2 separate regions of the Mus musculus genome follow, and region 1 is linked to region 2. Evidence: chromatin loops called from intact Hi-C (ENCODE). Cell type or tissue: left cerebral cortex. All regions are shown on one strand. Links, peaks and the distances in the headings refer to the core of each region. The heading gives the core; the rest is flanking DNA. Region 1 overlaps Grm5 (glutamate receptor, metabotropic 5). Region 2 has its middle 420 kb from the start of Tmem135.

What was found. Hi-C counts contacts between places; a loop is a spot of excess contacts. Peaks named below come from ENCODE experiments on the same cell type or tissue, not always from the same donor. Only the 100,000 strongest peaks of a DNase experiment are listed, where the experiment ranks them.
Region 1: it touches region 2 in a loop (5-fold over the local background); 2 of 42 quality-filtered maps call a loop at or near these places.

The regions. Positions count from the first base shown.
Region 1 is chr7:87,947,111-87,952,498 of GRCm38, forward strand. The region is part of intron 4 of Grm5 (glutamate receptor, metabotropic 5); the gene reads left to right. Among named protein-coding and RNA genes, the nearest start is that of Gm24249, 140 kb to the right of the region's middle. In left cerebral cortex, for the core only: no CTCF peak of the experiment used is centred there; a DNase peak (open chromatin) is centred at 3,306.
Region 2 is chr7:88,913,134-88,918,521 of GRCm38, forward strand. No RefSeq gene overlaps it. Among named protein-coding and RNA genes, the nearest start is that of Tmem135, 420 kb to the right of the region's middle. In left cerebral cortex, for the core only: a CTCF peak has its summit at 2,553; a DNase peak (open chromatin) is centred at 2,534.

The DNA.
Region 1 (5,388 bases), core at 286-5,285, 970 kb before region 2:
TTTTGGTTTGGGTGGTGTTGTATTGTTTTGTTTTAGATAAACGTATTTACTCAAGGTTGTGAAATAAAGTTTGACATTTTCTGATTCTGTCTCATAGCTCAGCCAGTTTCTCAGTAACCAGAAAGAAATTTTCAGATACATGGAGTAATAGTTCTGTGCCCTGACTGAGTATATTCAAAATCAGTCAACAGGGACCAGTGAGATCGCTCAGCATATAATGATTCCTGGTGCCAAATCTGAAAACCTGCATCCTGTTCTTGGTAATCACATTCTAGAATAGAAAACTGGCTCCTGAAAGTTGTCTTCTAATATCTACATATATACCCGACTCTACATGTATTCCCTTGAGCTTGCGTGCGCACGTGCGCACATGCACACACACATACACACACAGTCAAAAATTAATGAATGAATCAATGTATCAATGAATAAAGACATATGTAAATCACATAATAAATTCAAAGAGGAAACAATAATTTAAATTGAGCTAACAAGCAAAGTAATTCTGAAGGCATCATGAAGATTTGATTTTTCATATGTGTTAAAAGACACACTGGCCTCAATTTGTATCATCTTATAAGAAAGAAGCAATCAGCTAGAGATACGAGCTCCGGGGGTACTGGTTAGTTCATATTGTTGTTCCACCTATAGGGTTGCAGACCTCTTCAGCTCCTTGGGTACTTTCTCTAGCTCCTCCATTGGGGGCCCTGTGCTCCATCCAATAGCTGACTGTGAGCATCCTCTTCTGTGTTTGCCAGGCCCCAGCATAGCCTCACAAGAGACAGCTATATCAGGGTCATTTCAGCAAAATCTTGCTGGTGTATGAAATGCTGTCAGCGTTTGGAGGCTGATTATGGGATGGATCCCCATGTCGGTAGCTGCATATGTATCAGAAGATGGCCAAGTCGGCCATCATTGGGAAGAGAGGCCCCTTAGTCTTGCAAACTTTATATGCCTCAGTAAGGGGGAACACCAGGGCCAAGAAGTGGGAGTGGGTGGGTAGGGGATTGAAGGGTAGGGTCTGGGGGGACTTTTGGGATAGCATTTGAAATGTAAATGAAGAAAATACCTAATTAAAAAAAAAGGAAGCAATCATCATAAGAATACTTAGATTTCTCCAGGAAAGAACATACAGTATTAATAAAGAAATAAGTAAAATTCAGGCTTTTGGATGCTTTGTGGACCACAGAAAAACTGTCATCTAGAAGTGAAAGTGGAAATAAGAAGATTAGGGAGGAACCTTAACTCATAAATAAAGAGCTCTAGGTCATTAAAGGAAAGAAAGGAATCTCTAGTAAGTTCAGACGGAAGATCATTTTCAGAAGGTCGGAACTGGTAGAAAACAAAAAACAGAAAAAACCTAGGATTATAAAGTGTACTTGACTGATGCAAGTGTGAAAGTGAAGAAAAGGGAACATTGTGCTATAGCTCATTGAAGGATGGGAGCAAAAAGTTGTACTTTTTGTTGTTGTTTTGTGTTGTTCATTATTCTTTTGCTTTACAAAAGATTTTGGTAGTTCCTTGAACTACCTCAACCACAACTCAAAAGGATATGCTTGGTATTGGAACTAGGGTATTTGTTAGATGGTCTTTGACTCTCATGAGAAGCATTTTCTAGTGGAGTCCCAGCCCTACTCAAAAAAAAAAAAAAGAAAGAAAGAAAGAAAAAAAACTACAAGCAATTAATGGTTGGTTGAACAACTGAAATAGCTTCAATGATTCTAAGTACAACTCACCAATGCAAAATGAAGAATGAGAGTCTAGGTCTTAAAACAATAAAGAACATTGACTCTGACATGTAGAATCAATCATGCACATGTTTTACTCATTACAGTGTACCTCCTTATTCTCATCTACAATACTCAGTTAAATTTCTTATATCTTAACAGTATGATTAATATTTTACTCATTTGGTGAAGAACATGGTTGCTTTTTTGCTCTTGTATGAAGAGTCTGCCTAAGGCTAAGGTGAAGAGACTCAGATGAGTTGCATTGACAAAGGAAGTTTCAAATCAACCAAGTTTACATTTTGTCCTGTGGTTTACTCTCACGAAGATCATTTTGATCAAGTGTAGCAAGCTTAGAAAGGAAAAATACAAAATGTTTGGTTCAAGTATTAAAGGGGCACCAGGAAGTCAAATGGAGCTAAATACTATGTTTAAGGACATTAAAAGTAATTAAGGAACTGGTAATCTTGAGGCAAGATTCCACCCAGCTAAATTTATTGTTTATGCTTTTGCAGTTGAACAAGGGATAGTTAATCATGTAGGCATTATTATGATCTGGTTATTGATTGCATTTGGACTTTTAATCTGGAATGAACTACAATCTAGAAATGGGGACACGTCTGTGGTCCAGACCTTGAAGCATAGTGGCCATGTTGAATTTAGGTCTAGGAAAGGTATACATGCCTTTAATCCCAGCAGAAGCAAGCAGGTCTCTGAACTCAAGGCCAGGCTGGGACAGTGCAAGTTCCAAATACACACCTTTTATTTCAGAACATGGGAGACAGATATATGAAGATCTCTGAGTTCAACGTCAGTCTTCAGAGGAAAATTCAAGGACAGCCAGGCATAGGTAGTGAAGAAGTTGAAAAATACAATGCTGGTGATAACAAAGAACAAAAGGGGCTTAATTCAGTCTCAGCGAGAATTAGCACTTCACAACTATGGTGATGTGGCTCTGGTTCTAGTCCTCAAGATAGGGAGTTACTGGGGTGCTGGTTAGCTGAAGATAATAAATTACTTGTCATTAAGAAAAACACCTGCATCACTGAGGTGAAATCTTCTGGGAAGAAGTTTGTTTGTTTGTTTGTTTGCACAAAGAAGCTGTTTTCCAGAGATAGGCATCATGCTGGTAGACAAAATTAGTAATATGTCAGGATCACCCAGGTAGAACTGGCTTTGAAGGCATGTGGGGTCATGGAGAGCAGCTGAGGTTGGGCACTGTGAGAGGCCAGGAAAGGCCATTGGTGAAGGTATAGTCTCAGTTGCAATTTACAGCTCAGAGAAGAGAGATAAAAAGATGCTAAGGATTGTATCATGAAGAAAGCCATGAGAAGCTATTAGTGAAGTCTAGTTGCAGCAGAAGACTCCAGATGCCAGTACCATGGGATGATCACCAAGAACAGCAGCATCAGTGAAGAGGAGTCAATCAGAGCCTAGAATACTACAGAGACCAAAGTTGTAGATGTGAACTAAGCCCTTTGGAGGTTCCCAGATTATGTGTGGATCCCAGACATTGGAACAGGAAGCTATAAAGTTGAAGTTGCCTTGGAGACCACAAGATGGTATTTATGCCAGAGCTGTAGGCCACCTGCCAAGGAAAGCTGCTAACAGGGAATGGAACCAGCCCAAAAGAAAAAAGTGTCTTGGAGTCATCAAAGCTGAAAGGAGTGGAGCATCAGACATGGAGATGCAGAGTTATCCCAGCTAGTTTTGGGTCTAGCTTTGGTCCAGTTTTCTTCGCTATGACATTTTGGAAGGGTAATGTATATCTTGTGCCACAATATGTTGGAAGTATGTGGTATGTTTTATTATTTTTATTTTATAGGAAATTATGGTTAAGAGATTGCATTAATCTCTAAAGAGACTTTGAAATTTGGGCTTTTAATGTTGTTGAGACTATTGTACACTGGAATCTTTTGAGGTTGGATTAAATGTATTTTGCGTTATGTTATGGCTTGGTATGGCCCCCATAGACTCATGTGTTTAAACAAGCCTATGGAGGCCAGGGAGTGGAATTAGGTTGTTTGAATTGCTTGGCTCATGGGAAATGCTATCATTAGTAGGTGTGCTCTTGTTGGTGGAATTGTGTCTCTGTGTAAGTGGGCTTTGAGGGCTCATAATACTCAAGCCCTGCCCAGTGTGAAAGAGTCAATCTCTTTTCTGGATGCCTTTGTATCCAGATGTACAACTTTCAGTTCCTTCTCCAGCACCAAGTCTGCCAGGGTGCTTCCATGCTCCCTGCTATGATAATACTAGACTGGACCTCTGAAACTGTAAGCCCACCTCAATTAAATGTTCCTTATAAGGGTTTATTTGGTCATGGTGTCTCTTCATAATAAAACCCTAATTAAGACAAATAGATAAGATAAAATGTTGAGATATATAATTTAAATTTAAAGTCATTAATGTCACTAGGTTACTGCTCTTACCAAGTAACAAAATGTTGAGAGAAGATTCTAAACTGAGTTTAGTGTAATATTGTGATATATAAATCTTAATTATTGAAAGATTTTGAGGTAAAATGTTCAATTTAAGTTCATGTTGAGTCAATGCATTTTTATACAGAGAAATAAACACACACACACACACACACACACACACACACACACACATATATATTCTTCCATGCTCCTACCTATTTTCATATACTAGATTGTATTTTATTCTTGTTTTAACCTTATTGCATTTTCCTTATTGCAATTTATTAAGTAAGCAATCTTGTTATCAATATTTAGGTATAATTTTTTCAACCTACTTTTAATAAGAGTTCAACCACTCTACTAGCCCACCACCCAGCAGATGTAGTGGAAGAGAAAAGTTATTAGGATATGGGGGAAAGGAATTCAGCAATAGTTCTGAATAGGAGTTCAGCAATAGTTCTTTGGGGGCAAGCTCAAACTTCTTTCTCAGAAGTTCAGTCCCACAGCAAACACCAAATATGACTCAGCATCTGAAGACCAGTCCTCTAGGCAAGCAGATATCAAGTATGAACTGGCAGCTACAGTTCAGTCCTTTCAGCAAGCAGAAACCAGACACAAACCAGCAGCTATAGATCCTGAAGGAAGGACAGGGCTTGCCAGTGAGCCTGAGCTGAGGCGCCAGAGGTGGCAAACTGCTAGTTTCTCTCAATGGTGTTGTTACCCAAGTTGAGCTCAACAATGCTATGTAAGGCCAACCAATACATGCTTGCCTTAGAGATGAATACCAAGGTGGAGCAGACCAAACCAATTCTCAGTGCTTGTCTTCCACTGTCTGTGTGGTCATATTTATATTCCTTCATCCTGGATCCTTTCATCTCTTTGCTATATAAAAACATCCTTACACTTGTGTCTGATTCAGGAAAGCATTCTTTCACATGTTTGCTTTAGCAAGACATCCTTTCACCTATGTGCCCAAACAAAATAACATTTCTAATAACCAATTTTTCAAAGAAAATAGAAGTTTCTACTTTACCAATGATAGCCTTTGTTCTTATGACATCAAATATAACTGTTCCCATTATAATGTTCTCTAGGGCTTTTGGAACAAAGATTGCTATTTGGAATCAGTGAAATACTAAGTAAATTCCTACCAATAAATGAGCAAACAATAGGTCACAATATTATAAAGAAAGAAATGGCCAACTGCTGAACTTTGTTAAAACCTTGAGGCAGCCATGCTG
Region 2 (5,388 bases), core at 321-5,320:
TTCATAATTCTAGAAGAGACACCAGCCACATCCTGTTAAGTAATTAAATATTATTAGGCTCTTTTAAATTAATTGGGCAGTAAGATGGTATTATTCCAGAGTAAGAGAAACAAAGCAGCATATTCAACTTCAGCAGTCAGCAAGGCCCAGAAAACAAATCTTTGATTCCTATACCATTCATTCAACATCCAAGTGCAGAAAAGTTCTGTTTGATGCTTATTTTCTCTTCACTCTTTTAGCAGCTTTGTCCTGTTTTACTAAACCTTCACTGTCCATCTGACCAAGACCTCCCTCTGGGTGGGAAATAAATTAAAAATCGCCAGTGGCTGCTGTCTCATTCATGGAAAGTTATGCAAATGCTCATCTGTTCTTATAAAGTTCTGAGCATCCTGTGGGAGCATCCGTCTTCTTGCCAGAATCCATATTCCTATAAGCATTTAAAGCCAACATACACTGACTTACCTGGAGCGCAAAAGGGAGCTGACAAGCAGGTATTACAATGTACAAATGACTAGAAATGGTTTATAGGTGACAAACTTCATGCAGAAACTGTGGATCTCTCTCTTCTTCTCAGGCCACTCCAAATGTCACAGTCTCCTAAAGGAACCACCCTCCCCATCAGGCAATTCAAACTGATACTTTTAAATTATCTTATCAAAGGAGACCTTGAACTATGAGAGAGAGAGAAAAAGATTTCCCTAACTGTTTCCCACTATTCTAATCCCACTCTCTCCCAAACTGATAACATACTGGCTAGTTAAAATGTTCCTGAACTAAATGTTAACTATTTGGCTATCAAATATGTACACCATTAAGTCAGATCTTTTTATTGTAGCCAAGAAATATAGTTCTTCTCTTTGGGGAGAGCTTTTCAACCAGGAGTTTGAAGAAAAGGTTTTTTAGGAGAAAATTTTCTATGTGGGCACTGCTATTCCACAGTGATGGTAGAAATGATACACAGGAGGAAGCAGAATGTAATTAATTAGGTATATCCACAAACATCCTAAGATTATCTCTTGGTGAGAGAGGAGCATGAAGAACATACAAAGACACCTGTATTTTGGTGGTAGTATAACAGTGAGAGAAAATTTTTCACTGTGATATCTAAATGCAGGACTGCCATGCTGTGGCATGCACCTGTAGTAAGAAAACTGTTTCTTTAGCTTCACTGGGATATCCATGCTTTCAATGTGTCACTTTTCCTCACCCTGGACTGAAGATTTCTCCTTGCATGTTACAGCTGCTCCTAAGATCCTGGTCTACCCTCTCCCTCCATACTCACCTCATGGTCTCAATCAACAACCATACAACATATCCTAAAACTATCTTTATAAAGTAAATGTGTGGATTAGTGAGAATATATCAATAAATTGGTATTTATGCTTGTCTCTCTTACATTAAAATAACACCGCCCTACTTCCAATTAATTAAAAAAATAATAATAATGTTTAATTATGTAAAGGGCAGAATTGGAAAAAAGCTTTTTTAAAATGTGTGGTAAATAAGAAAGCATCATTTGGACAGACAGATTGACAGAAGAAGAGAACTAAAAGAAAGAGAGAAAAAGGTAGGAGACATGTTTGTCTGGTGGCACTCTGGCTAAGGGTACAATCTCTGTCAGGTAAGCTGCTCTATGCCCAAGTTTGCCAGTTTCTGTGACTCTGAGAACCACCTCTAACTTGAGATCAAGTGCAGTCTGGATGTTGGGAAAGATTACTGTCATGGATAATCACCCCATCTCATTCTTCAATCATATAGTGGGAAAAGGTCAGTCACTCTGCCTGCTGCCCTCCTCCAGCATTCACGGATCCATGCCAGTTTAGAGCACTGCCCAAAAGCTTCAGGGAATTTTGGGAAGTCTGACCGCCTTGAAGCATCTGCCTTCCCCTTGCTGGGCTCTGAAAGATACTGATTTGGCAGATACATGGACATCTTGGAAATTCACCTTTCCCTAACTTGTGCAGAAACCTTTCAACAGCACTTGGCAAAGAGTTCATAGTTCATTGTCCATCAAACTCACCTTTTCTATTCTGAATAGAAGAGATCCTTGGAATCCTTGGATATTTGCCTATCAGAGCTCTTGCCTACCAGATTTTCTCTCTCTCTCTCTCTCTCTCTCTCTCTCTCTCTCTCTCTCTCTCTCTCTCTCTCTCTCTCTCTCTGCCTCTCTCTCTCTCTCTCGTAGTTACTATAAAGAACAGCAAAAAATGAATATATACCCTAAACCATCCCAATTTAATATCATAGTAGAATTAAAAATACCATGACCTTGGGATTGGACATAGAGAAAAAATGTATTCACTGCATATTTGTTAACTACAAATTTGAAAAGGCTGGAGCTACTGTCCTAGAGAACTATTATATATAAAGTACTTGGTGCAGATCCTGGGGCCTTATAGGTGGTCAGTGAATATTAACAAAAGCCTACTTGACATACTTGATATACTAGTACATACTTTCCCTACTAATTCATAGGGAGGCAGAGGTTTGTGAGCAAACGCATAAATAGTGCAGCTGAATCACATTTGGCTAAATCTCAACAGTGCCACTTAGCTGCTGCTTAACTTGGTGCAAGTTGCTTAAATTTCTTGTGTCTCAGTTTTCCCATCTGTGGAACACAGAATATTACAATCCATGGATACTATAAGCAGGACAAATTCTCCTTCCACCAAGAATGATGACAGGTCAGTGGGCTCATCATGGGGTCGCAGGAAGAGCAGCAGCGAGGAAACTCTTAGGAGCATTGCAGAGCCCTCTTACATACAGTAAGTGATGGCAGACATATTGCCTGTTCATGGCCTGAGCAGCAGTTCTTAATCTGTGGGTCTCAACTCCTTTAGAGCAATATACATCAGATATCCTGCATATCAGATATTTACATTGTAATTCCTAGCAGTAGCAAAATTACAGTTATGAAATAGCAACTGAATAATTTCATGATTGGGGTCATAACAACATGAGGAACTGTATTAAAAGGTCACAGCATTAGGAAGGTTGAAAACCACTGTGCTAGATCATTCTAAACATAAAAATCTAACTAGAGCAATTCTAGTGTCTGGAGTAGTTAGATATGGAAGGAATAAATCAAAAAGGACAAGAATACAGATGTCTCAACTCTCTTTTCTGCTGTAGACAAAATGCATGAGGACTCATACATCAGTGCTACGAAGAGAAAAGGAGATTGACCTGTCCTCCATGAAAAGGACAACAATAAAGAACATCCACCAAAGAAGATCTACCAGGCAAAGAAACCTTATTAGGAAGAAGCTATGCCCATGACTGCGAGGGTTAAATTGTAAAAAGAGACTCAAAAGTTCAGCCAAGTAACCTAGCATCAATAGCAGAGAGCTGAGTACAGTGGAGATCCAGCAGGGACTTTTAAGACTCTATGATAGTTCTCTAAAGGAAAGCCAGCAACAGATGGCAGCCACTTTGACAGCATCAACGACCAGAACGGAATGGTGCCAGTTAAGTGACACATTCTCTCCTTATTTTCTAAGACTTTATCCCTTTTTTTCCTTAAGAAAAAGGAGCAGGAAAAAGGAAAAGGGTGAGATACAACACCAAAACCATGTCCTTCCTCATTACTTGCCTCCAGCTTGTAGTCATAGACTATAGCCTGCCCTTGAGAATAAAATCCTAGTTCAAAACAGCTAACAGTTTCCTAGAGTACAAATAGTCCCATCATGATTGATTTTCAGTTACCAAGGGGACAACCCTACACTCTGAGTTTAAATAGTTAAATGACTTGTACTGAGATTCCTTCTCTCCATAGCAGTGCTACAGCTGAGCTATGGGTCAGTCTTGATGTAGAGAAACAGCAAAGATCCACCAAAGAAGCTCTACCAGGCAACGAAGTAGAGAAAAAGGGATTGAAATAGAAGAGTGATGTGCATGAGTTGGAAATTTTTATTTCAAATCCAGCAGATTTCTTTATAACTGAAAATTTGGTCTGACCAGAAATGCAGATTCACTGAGTATGACCACAAGCACCATAGCTTCTCAAAATTGTATCGAGAAAGACCAAAGAAGATTTAACAAAGCAATAATAAATAAAGTCAATCTGTTAGTGTTTTTCTATGTTCACACTGCTTAATTTTTAATCTCTCCACTTAGAGACCAGCTAAACAATAGTATCGTATAGAGTAGAGTTTATTTTTTTATTTTTATTCTTATTTTTATTTTTATTTTGGTTTTTTGAGACAGGGTTTCTCTGTATAGCCCTGAGAGTAGTAGAAGCAGAGAAAGGCAGAGAGAAGGAGAGAGTAGATAAGTGGAGGCCATCCATGACCACGTAGAGAGAGGATGAGCAAGATGTAAGAGAGAAGCAAGAGCATAAGAGAGACAGGAGTGGGTAAGCAGCCCCTTTTGTAAGGTCAGCCCTGCCTGGCTGTTGCCAGGTATCTGTGGGGGTGGAGTTTAGACAGAATGCCAACAATAGTGACTTCTGTTACTACCAACAGTCTGTCAAATCTTCATTTACCTACATGTCTCACAACTTTGAAATTAGTAGTCTCAAGATCTGGTAAATTATAAAGTATACTGTGTATTTTATTCCTTTAGCAAATAGACTTAAACTCATTTCAAACCTGATTTCTATCTGTAACTGAAAGTAACATCATCTTTAAATTACATACACAAGAAACATAGGGTTTCCAAGAATATGTGGATAGGAAGATTTTGGTAGCAATAGACACTTGTATTCTAGAATGATCCTTTTATTTTTTTTTTTGTGCCTTTTAAGCAAATGGCTATGACTCCACAGAAAAGTCTATGGCAACATAATTTTACTACATAAGAATTTTACCTAATTGGAATTAGATGCACTCTTTCTTGTCTGCCTCTCTTGATTATCCTATTAAACAGTTGCTACCCCACATTATTTCTGAGTTGTGACTCATTGGAAGACTATGCCATATTTGCTTATTCATTCATCATAGATAGGCAGTCAAGGCTAGTTTTAGTTTTCAGCTTGTATTAATTTTTCACACCAGCATCCAGATGTTCCTGCATTTTTTTCTGAAACGATCAACTCTACCCACATTAGATTACCTAGGCAACTTTGTTAGTGGCTAACCGTACAAGTGTGGGTCATAAATGTGTGACTTCTGGTTACAATAGTTGTATAGTGAGTCTTGAGTCAATTTCAATTCTCTAACATTATTCATCCTATCCAAAACATTGTTTTGCCTATCCTAGATCATTTGTTTCTTTAAAAAAATTGTAATATCTGGTTGACAATTATTATTCAGAAACTTAAATGGAGTTTCTGGTGAAGTCATTGCTTGTCTGAGGGTCTTTAAGGAGGACTTGTCATCTTCGTAGTTCTTAGACCTTTGATTCTTGTATAAAGCATATTTCTCAATTTCCTGGAGACTTTCTGAATAG